Linked DNA regions of Homo sapiens: all the other regions are linked to region 1. Evidence: chromatin contacts called from ENCODE Hi-C or POLR2A ChIA-PET data. All regions are on one chromosome and are shown on one strand. The core of a region is the stretch at or near the end of the contact, and the rest is flanking DNA. Distances in the headings are between cores, read along the strand shown.

Region 1 (2,822 bases), core at 233-2,732:
GCTCGATTTTAGTGGCTCCTTACCAGCATGCCCACAGTTGTCTTTGCATCTGCGAGTGGGTCTTAGGTTAGGGGTGTATTTTGAGTTCAGAGACCAGGCACCAATTAGCATATTTCTGGGCTTGGAGTTGTCCCAGCAAGATAAATTCCTTGAAAATGGCACTGGAGCACAACAGTTTTAGAGTAGGCAGTGGCAAATTGGAGGACCAAGGTTGGAACAGTGCTTTTTGTACCCGAATTCTGACCCCATTTTCCCTCAAAAGAATATTCATTGACCTTTGGACTTGGATCAGGGGACCTATTGTCTATTACATTGTTGTCAGCCCATACGTCTGACTGCTTCAAGTCGAGAAGTTCTACAGTCCTTTTTTTTTTTGAGATGGAGTTTCACTCTGTTGCCCAGGCTGGAGTGCAGTGGTGAGATCTCAGCTCACTGCAAGCTCCACCTCCTGGGTTCATGTCATTCTCTTGTCTCAGCCTCCCTAGAAGCTGGGACTATAGGCGCCTGCTACCACGCCCAGCTAATTGTTTGTATTTTTAGTAGAGACAGGTTTCACCATGCTAGCCAGGATTACAGGCATGAGCCACCATGCCCAGCCCAAAGTTCTACAGTTCTAATCGCTGACCCCAGGCAGGAAAGCTGGTAATTAAAGTAGCCTCTACAATCTGGAGTAAGTTTAGGGCAACAAAAGGGAAAATGTCCTAGGCCTTCTATCAGCCACTGACATGCCGTTTGATGTCCCAGATAGTGCCCAGGATACAGGTTATGAGGGACAAGTCCCGTATAAGTATATTGATACCAATTTGCATAAGAATAAGTCTGGGCACACCATGTGCAAGGGTCTTCGGATTGCCTCCCCATTTGACTTAGGCTCCTAGCCAAAAGATTCTTAGACTCAGGGTTAGGAAAAATTCTAGAGGATAGGGACTTAAGAAAGTCATCTCTGAGGACATTAGGACCCAGGAGGCATGGTCAGAGAAGGCAGAGAATGCATGCATGGGTGTCTGCAGAGTAGAGGCTTCTCGCTGTGCCATGATCTCGACTGGGTCAGTGCCAGGAGTTCGGGACAATAGTTTTCCGCCTCTAGCCAGCCCTCAGCTTTTCCCAGGAAAGGTGGAACTGGCTCCAGGCACACCAATGCTTCCAGCCCAGAGGGCTGGGGGTTGTTAGAGAGCCCTTTCCTGGAAAGCCTCACACCCGTGTCTTAAATCTGGCAGCCATGCTTGTCGCTTTTAAGTGGCCCACAGTTGCCCAGTGTTTTCCTCCAGTTGTTAGCGAGAAGATAGAACAGAATAGCAAGTGAAAGGGGTCCAATATTACTCACTGCTGTGGAGAAATCCCGGATGGGCCCCTAGAAATGAGATAAGAAGTATCCTCCCAATTGAAGGTTTTTTCTCAATCCAAGGGTTCCTGGTCTCGTGGGCTTCAAGGAATGGAGCCATGGACCGCAGCAGCAAGTGTTACAGCTCGATTAGAGAAATGCATGGACCCAAAGCGTGTGCAGCCGCACGATCTATTAAAGTGAAAGCAAAAGTAAAGTGAAAGCGAAAGTAAAGCTTCCACGCAGTGGAAGGGGACCCAGAAGGGTTGCTGTTTCTAGCTTGAGTGTCTTATGCTTATGTTCCCTTATGACCCCTCCCCTTTTCCTTTTTCTGCCCTGTTGAATTAGCTTATTTTCTATCCACTTGTGGGTTGGTGGGCCTAACTGGTTAAAAACATCAGACTGCAGCTAGAGCTTAAACTCCCTATATGATTGGTTGAAGTTTCAAACCCTTAGCTTGCAGCTGTGACTCATTTTGGCTTAGGGGAAAGTCCCCTTAGGGAAGTCCCTATTGACCCAGGAAGTCCAGCCAACTTAGCCACCTAGTCCCTCACTATTAGTTCTGTCTCTCTAGGGAATCCTCATACAAATTTTGGTACCAGAAATGGTTCTAGAGGAACAAAATGGTAAGAATGCAGTTATTTCATTGGTTTTGGGGTTTCTGGAGTTGGCTGCTTAATATAATTAGACCCCAAAATGCTAAGGACTCTATTTCTAATTGTATGGAGAATACTGACAATCCTTGGCATGAACTGCTTAGAGAGTTATGCAAAATAAATGCATTTGACACTCCTGATTCACCACCCATGAGAGGCAAGGAGTTTAGTGACTCTATACATAATACCTTTCACTATATGTATATATAATTAAGGAACATAATGAAGTTGGTTGGTTGCTCCTCAGTTCACCTGACAAAGTAATGAAAGAAAATGATGAACTCAGAAATTCTAACTCCCAGCTTCAGAAGCAGATACTGAGCCTCAAATCTGCTATGATTGCCCTGAATGAGAGTTTTATCTCCTTTAGCGAAAAAGCTGAAATTGTGGAAAAGCAGACACAAGCTTTTATCATGTGAGTGGCTGACCTGCAACAAGAGGTGCATGCACAGCCTCACCAGGTGTCTACTGTTAAAGTGAGGGCATTAATTGGAAAAGAACATGACCCTACAACTTGGAATGGGGACATGTGAGAGGACCCTGATGATGCTGGGGACACTGTGCTTGTAAACTCCATTGAAACTTTTTTGCCAGAAGAAACAGCTTCTCCATCCCCAGTAATGTCAACATTCCTTCCCAAACCCATGCTGCCATCAGCCTTTCCAACTTTGTCTGAGGAGATAAACCCTATGCTGCCTGAGGCCACAGTGTTGGCCTCCCCTGAGGCAGTTGCCAGGCAAGATAATGTTGATTCTCCTCAGCAGGCATCCCCACACCCCTGTTTGCTTCTAGACCTATAATTAGACTAAAGTCCTGGTGGGCCCCTGGAGGTGAGGTTGAGAGTG
Region 2 (2,822 bases), core at 84-2,583, 1.5 Mb before region 1:
GAATACAGATGTACTTGCCTTTGACGTCTGCCTCCCTAAGTATGGTTACAGTTTGTCACTCCGGTTCTGGAGGGCCACCCTGTCCCTGAATTCACGCCCAGGTCCTGAGGGCAGAACCATCCTGAGGACAACCTGCAGCTCCATCGATTTTTTCTTGGCTGGGACGCAGGCGAGCATGAAAGCGATCCAAACACAGCCAGAGGGCGCCAAAATGCCGCAAATAAAAGTTCCAAAGGCGTCAACTGGCTTTTGCGGGAAGGTAAAATTGGCTTTTGTGTAATCAAAGAGCTACCGTTGTCAACGATGTCACGTTACGTTATTTTTGTATGTCCCTCTTGCCAACAGGTAAGCAAAGTGAACGCATCTTCCTACCCCGGTGGCTATTCTGTGTCCCGGTGCTAAACCAAGTGTCCGCCCCCTTAGGGCACCCGGACAAGCCGCGGTTGGCCCTAGCTTTGACTCGAGCGCTCGCAAGCAGCAGCGTGCGGGCTGCCTCGGCCAACCCCGTCTTCTCAATATTGGTGGCCTCCATTAAAGCACAGACATCAAAAACATCGACGGCCCCTTTCCCCTCTTCTCTTCCCTCCTTCCTCTCCCAAGTTCCGAGAGCATCCTCCGAGGGGCGACGTCTCTCGCCCCACCAGCTGGACCTCGGCGACCGCGCCTCCCCCGAAGCTGCAGCCTTCGGGGCTGAGCCCCGCGGGTGCGGGTGCAGGTGCGGAGCCGCCCAAGGTGCGCAACTCGTTTGCAGCGGCGCAGCCCAGACGCGCCTGCAGCTGGGGCTCACCCCAACCTCGCTGCCAGCCGAGGTAGCGGAATCGTAGTCGACGTCGGGAGCGGGCTGGACTGGGGTCTGAGAAGGGTAGCTGGTGCCAGGGGGTGTCATTCATCACCTCGAGGCAGCTCCCTAAGTCTGAGCGAGAGCCCGAGCACTTCTTATCCAACGGTTCCAAATAAATGAGGGGGAGAGAGAGAGAGAGAGTGAGAGAGAGAGAGAGAGAGAGAGAGTGAGTGAGAGAGTGAGAGAGTGGGAGAAGTCCACGGACAGCCCAGGCGGCGCGGCGGGGGAAGGGGGACGCAGGAATGGAGGAGAGGAGAGGGGAGGCGGAGGGGGGATCTGAATAGAGGGCATTTAGGAAACGTTGGCGGGGCACAGAGTTGGGAGGTGGGGGGAAGGGAGGAACCAGGATGGCGGATAGGAGAGAAATGGGGGTGACTGTGCTGGAGGGGAGGGGAGGTGGGGGCCCAGAGCTGGGGGGAGTCAAGGGGAGGCGGGCGTGTCCAGGCTGGAGGGGAGAGGGGAGGGTCTGCGCCGGAGGAGGGGAGGGGAGCAGAGGGAGTGCAGGGGGTGGGGAGATGGAGCTGGAGGGGGTGGAGGGGAGACGGGCGGGGCGCCGGGCTGGAGGGAGGGGAGAGAGGCGGGCGGGGAGCGCGGGAGGAGGGAGGCTGGGCGGGCGGACGCGCGGGGGGAGGGCACTGGGCAGGAAGGGGAGGGGGAGCGAGCGCGAGAAATGCAGAGGCTGCAGCGGCGGCGGCGGCGGCAGTAGCGGCAGCGGCGACGACGGCGGCGGCAGCGCTCCAACTGGCTCCTCGCTCCGGGCTCCGCCGTCGAGCCGGGAGAGAGCCTCCGCCAGCGGCCAGGCACCAGCCAGACGACGCCAGCGACCCCGGCCTCTCGGCGGCACCGCGCTAACTCAGGGGCTGCATAGGCACCCAGAGCCGGTAAGGAGGCGCGCCCGGTGGCCCCGCGCCGCCGCGGACCCGGGGGCCTCCGTCCCCCACCGCGCCGCGCCCCGCCCCGCAGCCCCCGGGCTCTCCCTTCATGCAGCGGGCAGCAGGGATGTGGGCCCGGATTGGACGGCAAGGGCCTGGGGTCCCTCTGTGAGGGCTCCGTCGCACTTCGGGGATCCCGGGTGATGGGGGGCCCAGAAGTGGGAGGCTTCAGCCGCTCGCATGGTGGAGGGGTGAGGGGGGCGGCGAGGTTGGTAAACGGAGCTGGGGGGAGGGGGCTGTCGGGGAGAGGAGCTGCGGGTGACGGGAGGAATTGCCGAATGCGAAACCCCCTCAGTGCGTTGAGTCCCGGGGAGACGGTTCTGTGGGCTGAAGGGAGCGCTTCCGTCATCGGAGCCCTTACCAGCCTGGGAGAAAGCGCTCGGGGCGAGGGGCGCAGCAGCCAAAGATGGAGGGTGGGGGTGGGGTGGGGCGGGAGTCCGGGGAGAAAGAAGATGGGGAATCTGGCCCGATCAGAAGGAAGTGGGTGGCTTTTTGCTTTGGCAAACGGGTTTTCTCGACCCATGGGACTCCTGGATCTTGGTTCTGGGGCCAAGGAATACGAGGTTCACACGGCGACGTGCACTCAGAAGCACCTCCCGAGCAGATCGGAGCCCCAGCCTCGTCAGTGGCGGAATTGCCTTCCTACGAACCCGTGGGCTGCCTCGGAGCAGTTTGTTTTTTCGAGCCTTTGGTTCCAAGAATGCGCCAGGCGCCTCCGCCCTGGGTCCCGGCCCCGGCCCGGGCCCGGGGGGTGTGGGCTTGAACCTGACAGCGCGCGGCCCTAACTGGGCTCAGCCCCGCTGGGAGCGTAGGGTTGGGGTTGAGCAGCTTTTGCCCAAAGCGCTAAAGCTGAAACCCGGCGCCCGGTTCCTGCTCCCCCCGCCCCCGTCCCCCCTCCATTTCCAGAAAAATAAAAATTGCGGAATCCTGGATCCGATCGCACGCACAATGCGCGGCTGCAAACCGCATTCTTTTCATGAATATTCATCGAACGCTTGGCCAGGCTCCTTATCTGCGTCCCCAGAGACATTTCCGCCTTGAAACGAACT
Region 3 (2,822 bases), core at 1-2,500, 1.5 Mb before region 1:
TGTTACAAGGGTGGGCTTGTAGACTGAGTTTGGGAAGTGCTATGAATCTACTAGGATCACCTATCACAATCAAGATTCCATAATTCCAAGTAAAGGAAGATGCTTTTGCCTGACTTAGATGATGGTTCGGATTCTAGTGTAGTTTTTTTTGGAAATGCAGTTCTGTCACTTTCACAGCTATGTTACCAATGAAATAAGTCTGTGTGAATAAGTAAAGGGAGGTAAGTTGATAAAAGCATTCAGTTTGCAACGGATCTGCAGTGCATCATGGTGCTCAATACAGTTTTTGAATAATCACATTTATTTATCAGATTTTAATTGGAGAAGATTTGCAGATCCCACCTTTGAATCATTACAAAGTATGAATCCTGTCATCTAGAATACTGAAATTTAGTATGTACCATGCTTAGGACTGATCCGAAGACATTTTAGGTTTGAATAAGAAAAAAGAGGCAAAGAGGCCCAATATAAAAACAGAGAGAATAAATCTTAAAGCACCATCTATGTTGGATATCCTTATTGCAAGAGATCCCACATTGGACAGACGATTTCAGTTGACACCAAAGGAAGTAAGAATTTTCTGAGACTGACGGGTATCTTGGTAAATGTTCCCTCTTTGCAGGTGGTCGTAGATAATTTCAATTCACCCTCTGCTTTCTTCGAACTGACGAAGGTGTAGCTTTGATATTTTCCCCTCTTCATGTTACATGATCATTTATTCTAACTGGCAACATTTTATTTATTTATTTATTTGGACCCATTGTTCCAAACATGTAAAAGATTTGGACCTGCAAATCTTTCTATGTTAGTATTTATTGTATTAGTGTTTGAGATACCTGGAATTTTGGAGATGAAGTGACTCAATCCATTTATTTTCTAGAAGAAATCTTAGAGATGTGAGGGACAGGTGTAGATTCACAAGAGCTAGGACATGCTGTTCTAACAAAAATCCTCCTTCCCTTTGGTTCAATTTTTAATCTATTTTAGGTCCTTCCATTTCACATTAATGACATAGTAATCTACCCACTTAAAACTATAATAAGTTCACTAGGTTTTTTTTTCCCATTAAAACAGACTCATGAGTCATAGTTTACTATTACTTTCCAAGCTTTTATTCTGTATTTTCCTTAACATCTGAGAATCATGTGGAATCTGTGGTACCTGTGCTAATCTGAAGCCACTATGTATTTTGAAACCTCTTGCCCCACGTTGGATGCCTGGTGTCGATCAGGAAGTGTTGCAACGTGTAACACATCACTCACCACTCTTGACGGTGTTACAGGGTAGGAAGTTGTAGAGATGCAAGGCTGACTGTGGACGTAAATAATAGAACATTCAGAATCATCACTGAGGCAGAGTTTTGCCAGCTTGTATAAATCAGGTAAATTTGCTCATGTTAAATGCATCTCTTTCACTTCCACCTTCTGTTTCAAGTTGACAATGTTTGCATTTGACTCCTATTAAGACACTATGCCTTTCCTCAAACATATCTGTTGCAATTTCATGATTTCTTAAGACTAATGCTGTCACCAGTATATTTCATTTAGCAACGTCCTGCACACCAGAGTAGGTTTCTAGATAGGGAACTCAAGATACTCACATGAAGGAGGCATGGGCTGAGTGTGTAGGGTAGAAACTTGGTCTTTGAATCAGAAGGAATTTGCACCCAGCTGAGGGAATCTTGAGGTGTCCTCTTGTTGACATCTGAGGTTTCACATGCTCTTCATTTGTCTGGTATCTGCATGACTTGCCTGCACCCCACTTTTTTGCAGCTTCCACCTTGGCCCATATCTCAGAGCACAAACAATTTGAAGGACATTCCAAGGTGAATCCAGAAAACTACATTAGGAAAGATTTAGGAGCCTGCCTAGTTCTTTTCTACTCTAACTCTTGTGGAATAGATTGATTTTTCTGTTGTAGTTTATTTGTTAAAATTGTTTAAGGCCACACTGTCAGAATTTAGCTCACAGGCTAGCATCGGCTCTGCTACCTTTGACCCTTTTAAGAGTCATAGTTTTCCTATGATGTAGAATGGAAAGATCTATGGGCAGTCAGGGTCGACCTTTGGGTGCCCTGCTTCTAGTGCAGTGCCTGGATGTTTGTGTCATTTCTCAAATAAATAAGTGAATTTGAGTGCTCAATAGAATCTAGTTGTGTGTATACATTATTACTGCACGTTTGTGCAAAAACTAAAAATTATAGACATAAAGGATACAATTCTAGTCATTTATATTACAAATGAAATAACCAACCCTGGGAGGTTAACAGTGGCTTGTTTAATGTCAGCAGCTAGTTTAGTGGCTGTAACGAGACTGAATCCCAAGTTGAACAGAAATCGTTTAAAAATTCAAGTTTTAAAAATCAAGTACAATGAATGATATTGGCTGCTTTTCTAAGGAGAGTGATTCTCTAAGCCTATAGGAAAAAAATACTGGTGGCTGACTTGTGGCCTTAATTGCATGCTAAGGTTGAGGAAGGATCTCCAGTAATTCTTTGCTTTACTTTGTGTTTGAATATAGGATTTTATAGCTGTGGGTGGAAAAAAAAATATTTCTAGGGAAAAGGTTTCCTGATAATTTAACTGAACCCCAAACAAGTGAACTGGGTGAAACAGAATATGGCACATGGTCCTTTATCACAACCTTTCTACCTAACCTAAAGCCAGTAAGATGGAAATAGTTTGGAAAAGACACTATCTGCTGAGGTTGCTTTAAATAGAGTCTCTCCTGGGACTTAGAACACATTTTGAGGCTCATTCTCCCTTTTGATAGTTTCTTGGAGACATTTTTCTGTATATACTGGATGCAGGCATTTGTATTCCT
Region 4 (2,822 bases), core at 1-2,500, 1.5 Mb before region 1:
AAAGACTGAGGCGCCCGCAGCTCCTGCCGCCCAGGAGACCAAAAGTGACGGGGCCCCAGCTTCAGACTCAAAACCCGGCAGCTCGGAGGCTGCCCCCTCTTCCAAGGAGACCCCCGCAGCCACGGAAGCGCCTAGTTCCACACCCAAGGCCCAGGGCCCCGCAGCCTCTGCAGAAGAGCCCAAGCCGGTGGAGGCCCCGGCAGCTAATTCCGACCAAACCGTAACCGTGAAAGAGTGACAAGGACAGCCTATAGGAAAAACAATACCACTTAAAACAATCTCCTCTCTCTCTCTCTCTCTCTCTCTCTATCTCTCTCTCTATCTCCTCTCTCTCTCTCCTCTCCTATCTCTCCTCTCTCTCTCTCCTATACTAACTTGTTTCAAATTGGAAGTAATGATATGTATTGCCCAAGGAAAAATACAGGATGTTGTCCCATCAAGGGAGGGAGGGGGTGGGAGAATCCAAATAGTATTTTTGTGGGGAAATATCTAATATACCTTCAGTCAACTTTACCAAGAAGTCCTGGATTTCCAAGATCCGCGTCTGAAAGTGCAGTACATCGTTTGTACCTGAAACTGCCGCCACATGCACTCCTCCACCGCTGAGAGTTGAATAGCTTTTCTTCTGCAATGGGAGTTGGGAGTGATGCGTTTGATTCTGCCCACAGGGCCTGTGCCAAGGCAATCAGATCTTTATGAGAGCAGTATTTTCTGTGTTTTCTTTTTAATTTACAGCCTTTCTTATTTTGATATTTTTTTAATGTTGTGGATGAATGCCAGCTTTCAGACAGAGCCCACTTAGCTTGTCCACATGGATCTCAATGCCAATCCTCCATTCTTCCTCTCCAGATATTTTTGGGAGTGACAAACATTCTCTCATCCTACTTAGCCTACCTAGATTTCTCATGACGAGTTAATGCATGTCCGTGGTTGGGTGCACCTGTAGTTCTGTTTATTGGTCAGTGGAAATGAAAAAAAAAAAAAAAAAAAGTCTGCGTTCATTGCAGTTCCAGTTTCTCTTCCATTCTGTGTCACAGACACCAACACACCACTCATTGGAAAATGGAAAAAAAAAACAAAAAAAAAACAAAAAAATGTACAATGGATGCATTGAAATTATATGTAATTGTATAAATGGTGCAACAGTAATAAAGTTAAACAATTAAAAAGAAGTAATAAAGACTATTGGGTTTTTTGTTCTGTTTGTTTTACTTTTCTAGTCCCCTTCAATAACTACTTTATCAGAGAACAGAGCACTGTATTGGCCATTTTTCTGAATATATTTGGATAGAAGTAAAAAAATAGACCAGGGACGGTGGATCACGCCTGTAATCCCAGCACTTTTGGAGGCCGAGGCAGGTGGATGGCTTGAGCCCAAGAGTTGAGGACCAGCCTGAGTAAGATAGTGAGACCCCACCTCTATTTAAAAAAAAAAAAATGCCAACATTATTTGTTGAAAAAAATAGCTAGGGCAATGTCAGTAAACTATCTCAGAAGAAGTTAAACTGAAAACTTACTGCATCTATGCATATGCACCCTCTGAAAATGTAACTAATTAAGAAGAAGAAAGATTTTGAATAAAACACGTTAAAAGACAATAAATAGATTTGATCTTGAAGGCTGGGGAAAAAATGAATGACAGGATCTTATAGAAACCTGTGTTTGTAAATTGTGGCACCACTAATGGTTATTCTGTTCTATCCCATCCCCTATTTTTATTTTTATCATATTCATGGTAGAGCCAGGAAAGGCCACCTGAGAATTGTGCTATGAGACAGCAGTGATGCGGAAGCAAGCATGGAGCCGGCCTTTATGGTGACCGGATTTCGGTCCTGATTTTGCCACTAGTGACTTGGATGGGTTTTAAGTCACTTCCAACCTTCCCAGACCTTCCTTGCTTTACTTACAAAAGGGTGTAGCCTTTATGATCTCTGAGGCAAGGTCCCATTTAATGGTTTGGGTACATACCCGGTGACAATTTAATGTCACGATGCATAGGTATGCACAGACTGATGGGATGTCTCTTCCATGTCTTGATTCTCCAAAACTCACAGAGTAATGAATAACAATTTCATAGTTTAGAAAACTCCGACATAGGAAATGTCCTGTGGAATGTGTGAAGGCCAGTGTAATGGAATTGATTCTCAAAGGGACATTAATGACACAATGGATTCAGACGAACCTGGTTCCATTCTTACGGGTTACATTACACATGGTTAAATAAAAAAGGGAAAAAAATCTTTGAGTATTTTGGGAGTAGCCTATAGTCTGTCTCTTACCTCATTGGGAAAGAAAAAGTGGTGAAAGTGAGGATTATGTAAGTATTATACCCGTTGGGTTCAACTGGTATTTATGATCATTTTTTGGCACTTTGGGTTCTTGTTTCTATAGTGAGATAAATTTGAATTCTTAATGCTTGAAAGCACAGCATACAAGAAATCTGTAAACACAGTAACCACCAGGCAACTGTTTTACATAAGGAAAAAGAAGGGGAATGTCCAGGTAATTACCCGCGTGTCCTCGCATATACAAAATAGCTTGGGGGCCGGTGATGGTGATGGAGTGGTAAAAGATTCAGTGAACCATGGAGGACATTTATATAGTTACTGATTAAATGCCATGCATTTATTGCAGAAAAATATGCTTGGTGGAAGTAATATTTTATATATTCACTGTCTTCCCCACTTCCCCTTCTTCTAATAAAAAAAATGCTAAGCTTTTTGGTAATTAGAACAATCAAATCAGCCTCCCAGATTAGCATTTATTACTACAAATTGCCATTTTTTGAATAAATGAAACTGAGACATTTTTCTGAATTTATT
Region 5 (2,822 bases), core at 90-2,589, 1.4 Mb before region 1:
GGGGCAGAGCCCAAGGATTTGTGTTTGCTCTCATCAATGTACATGACTGATGCATGCTCAAGTCTGAGAATCAATGCTCTAAATCAGGGGTCTGCAATCTACGGCTTATGGGCAAAGTCAGCTTCTTGACTGATATGGTACAGCTGGTGAGCAAGAAATGATTTTTATATTTTTAAACGTTAAAAAAGGGGGAATAGTATTTCATGAGAGATGAAAATTATATAAAATTTAAGTTTTAGTGTTTGTCCATAAATACAGTTTGATTGGAACATAGTTCCACCTATTCACTTATAGCTTTGCACTACAACAGCAAACTGGGGTCATTGCAACAGAGACCATATGGCCCAAAGGCCTAAAATACTTATTATCTGCCCCTTTACAGAAAGAGTTTGCTGACCCCGCTTGAAATCCTTTGTTCCTTCATCCTCCTCCTCTGTCTCCATGCCCACCCCCCCACACTCATTCCCATCTGAGGCCAGGACTCAGTCTGTGTCATTCGTTGTCACTGATAGTCTCCCATCTTCTTGGAACTCAGGGTCAAAGAGATTGTTGACCTTCACTTTAGCATCGTGTGCAGGGAAGCAAAGAAGCCTCGATTTTCATATGCAAACTGGATTTACTGGTGTCTGTCCAGAGGGAACATTACCCCGTGTAGCTTGCATTCACATTTTTGCTTCAGGGTTGAGGGCATGTATTTTCTTAGCATTTGATTATGGATCTGTTTTTAGAGGAACATGCTGTGGGGCAAAGGCCGGCCTGTTACTGTTTGTTCTGTCTAGAATGCTTTGGCATGCACACGGTAGATTATTGCAAATTGTTGAAATGAATATTTGTGGTTTAGGAACTCGTTAGTTGTCATTCTAGATGAGGTTATGTGTCTGTCAACTTCGGGTTCTCACTTCCTGAAAAAGATCCTCTCCTAATGTTTCATGAATTAAAGGCTCATACACACACTGCAAACTGAAGCAAGAAGTATGAACGCAATTGTACTGCCTGTGGCAAGACAAGATGCTTCTGCCCTGCAACCATCAGCTTCTTTCTGGGACAGTATGCTTATTTGCTTAATGCTAGCATAACCACCACTGAAACTGTGATCTGTGTTAAAATTAATCTTTTAAATCACTTAATAATGTGCTGCAGGAGCGGCCAATTGTACATGGACTACTTAAGTGAACTACTTTTAACATGAAGAGGAATATTTCATTTTGATTTTAATTTCACATTAATTTAGTTATGTGAGTGTCTGACAATGACACAATTTCACTTATTTTTCCCTGGGGAGATGTCAATGAATTCTCAATTTCCTTCCAAGGAGCCAGTCTTAGAATATTTGTGTGGTCTGTTTCATTGCTTTCCTTTTCCGTTCTAATAGGGCCAGCTGGGCTTTGACTCAGTGTAGCCGAGTGGGGGTGGAGGAGGGGGAACTGAATGTGTGTGTTTGTGTGTGTGCACGAACGTGTGTCTTATAAGGAGGGAAGGACTGGCTTGAGTTCCGGATTCAGCAATAAAGGGTGTAGAAGAAACAGCACTATGGAAATTTCAAATGGCAACAAATACAAGTGGAGGTCTACAGTTCAACAAAAATCACGGTTGATTATTAGTAAAAATTTTGTTTTAGACAAAATTTTCTCTCTACAGAGAGCAACTTTCTGAATGTGCACAGTGAGAGGCAGGAAACTGTTTTACTTCCTTGTTGCCTGGGACGAGAAGAAGAAGGCAGTGTCAGGTGAAGAGATGATGGGAAGGCGTGAGTAGTTTGGGAGGAGAAAAGATGGCAATACTGTGAAAAAGGCCTTTGTTGTGTTTATACCAATGACCTTTTATTCTTGCAAGTTTTTAATGAAAAAATTTAAAGATACAGAACGTTGAAAGAATAGTCCAATGAATACCTGTATATGCACCCGACTAGATTTAACAGATTCTTAACATTTTCTTACTTTTGCTTTATCCACCCATCAATGTATCCATCCGTCCATCCATCCCTTGTCCATCTGATATATCTCTCTCTCTCTTCATCCATCCCATTCCATCCATCCAAACTAGGGAGACTGAATAGTGCCCTAATTAAGAACCAGAAGAAGGCTGGGTGCGGTGGCTCATGCCTGTAATCCCAGCACTTTGGGAGGCCGAGGCGGGCGGATCACAAGGTCAGGAGGTCGAGACCATCCTGGCTAAATCATGAAACCCCGTCTCTACTAAAAATATAAAAAGTTAGTCGGGCGTGGTGGTGGGCGCCTGTAGTCCCAGCTACTCCGGAGGCTGAGGCAGGAGAATGGTGTGAACCCGGGAGGCGGAGCTTGCAGTGAACCGAGATCGCGCCACTGCACTCCAGCCTGGGCGACAGAGCGAGACTCCGTCTCAAAAAAAAAAAAAAAAAAAAGAAGAATGGTTTCTGCTCTTGATCTTCAGAGCAGAAGGATGTCTTTTTTTAGACCCACAAAAAGGGGGGTTCCATAAGGGAAGTGAAAGATGAAGGTGACTTTTGTGTTGTGATCTTTATAACAGATTCAATGGGAAGCTAAATGTCTGGCAACGATGATTACTGAGATGAAGGAAGGCAAGGACTTTCATTTGACTGAGTGACCATAACCATGAACCAACCTGAAAATTCGTTGGTATTAGAAAGTAGAAGAGTAAAGCAGATAGATAATTTTATCTTAAATTGTTGAATTTTATTACCAGGTAATACAGAAAATATTAGACTTCTTTTCTGGGGGGCAGGGTGGCGGGGGGGACAAAGTCTCACTGTGTTGTCCAGGCTGGAATGTCGTGCAGTGATCTCAGCTCCCTGCAGCCTCTGCCTCCTGGGTTCAAGCAATTCT

The links. Hi-C counts contacts between places; a loop is a spot of excess contacts on that map. ChIA-PET counts read pairs that join two places held with the same protein, here RNA polymerase II (POLR2A). Pooled maps may share reads with other maps.
Region 2: a loop to region 1 is called in a map of B cell, with 8 times the contacts of the local background. The contact joins the promoter of BASP1-AS1 here to the promoter of LINC02100 in region 1. A Hi-C loop is called at or near these places in 1 of 168 maps with a recorded cell type or tissue (B cell), 12 of 37 single-sample maps with no recorded cell type and 9 of 50 pooled maps. POLR2A ChIA-PET finds 5 or more read pairs at or near these places in 1 of 52 experiments (activated B cell).
Region 3: a pooled map shows a loop between it and region 1 (6-fold over the local background). The contact joins the enhancer-like site here to the promoter of LINC02100 in region 1. A Hi-C loop is called at or near these places in 3 of 37 single-sample maps with no recorded cell type and 2 of 50 pooled maps.
Region 4: a loop to region 1 is called in a pooled map, with 6 times the contacts of the local background. The contact joins the enhancer-like site here to the promoter of LINC02100 in region 1. A Hi-C loop is called at or near these places in 4 of 37 single-sample maps with no recorded cell type and 6 of 50 pooled maps.
Region 5: a loop to region 1 is called in a map of GM12878, with 6 times the contacts of the local background. The contact joins the enhancer-like site here to the promoter of LINC02100 in region 1. A Hi-C loop is called at or near these places in 1 of 168 maps with a recorded cell type or tissue (GM12878), 6 of 37 single-sample maps with no recorded cell type and 6 of 50 pooled maps. POLR2A ChIA-PET finds 5 or more read pairs at or near these places in 1 of 52 experiments (GM12878).

Annotation. Positions count from the first base shown.
Region 1 is chr5:18,744,674-18,747,495 of GRCh38, forward strand. LINC02100 (long intergenic non-protein coding RNA 2100) reads right to left here and starts at 1,483. Exons shown (of 2, transcript XR_007059121.1): 1 at 1,325-1,483. RefSeq lists enhancers at 285-414, 605-804, 1,265-1,624, 1,635-1,914.
Region 2 is chr5:17,216,089-17,218,910 of GRCh38, forward strand. BASP1-AS1 (BASP1 antisense RNA 1) reads right to left here and starts at 1,334. Exons shown (of 3, transcript NR_027253.1): 1 at 1-1,334. It overlaps BASP1 (brain abundant membrane attached signal protein 1), which reads left to right and starts at 1,543. Exons shown (of 2, transcript NM_006317.5): 1 at 1,543-1,722. RefSeq lists silencers at 1,339-1,818, 2,309-2,628 and an enhancer at 2,663-2,822.
Region 3 is chr5:17,254,346-17,257,167 of GRCh38, forward strand. All of the region lies in intron 1 of BASP1 (brain abundant membrane attached signal protein 1), which reads left to right. Among named protein-coding and RNA genes, the nearest start is that of BASP1, 38 kb to the left of the region's middle. Within about 2 kb of position 1,251, at least 5 of the 41 ENCODE cell types and tissues checked have a DNase peak (open chromatin) inside an H3K27ac peak, as active enhancers do.
Region 4 is chr5:17,275,663-17,278,484 of GRCh38, forward strand. BASP1 (brain abundant membrane attached signal protein 1) reads left to right here. Exons shown (of 2, transcript NM_006317.5): 2 at 1-1,172. The coding sequence ends at 238. Among named protein-coding and RNA genes, the nearest start is that of BASP1, 59 kb to the left of the region's middle. RefSeq lists an enhancer at 1-472. Within about 2 kb of position 1,251, at least 2 of the 41 ENCODE cell types and tissues checked have a DNase peak (open chromatin) inside an H3K27ac peak, as active enhancers do.
Region 5 is chr5:17,316,297-17,319,118 of GRCh38, forward strand. No RefSeq gene overlaps it. Among named protein-coding and RNA genes, the nearest start is that of LINC02111, 70 kb to the right of the region's middle. Within about 2 kb of position 1,340, at least 7 of the 41 ENCODE cell types and tissues checked have a DNase peak (open chromatin) inside an H3K27ac peak, as active enhancers do; they include GM12878, where a contact is called at or near this core.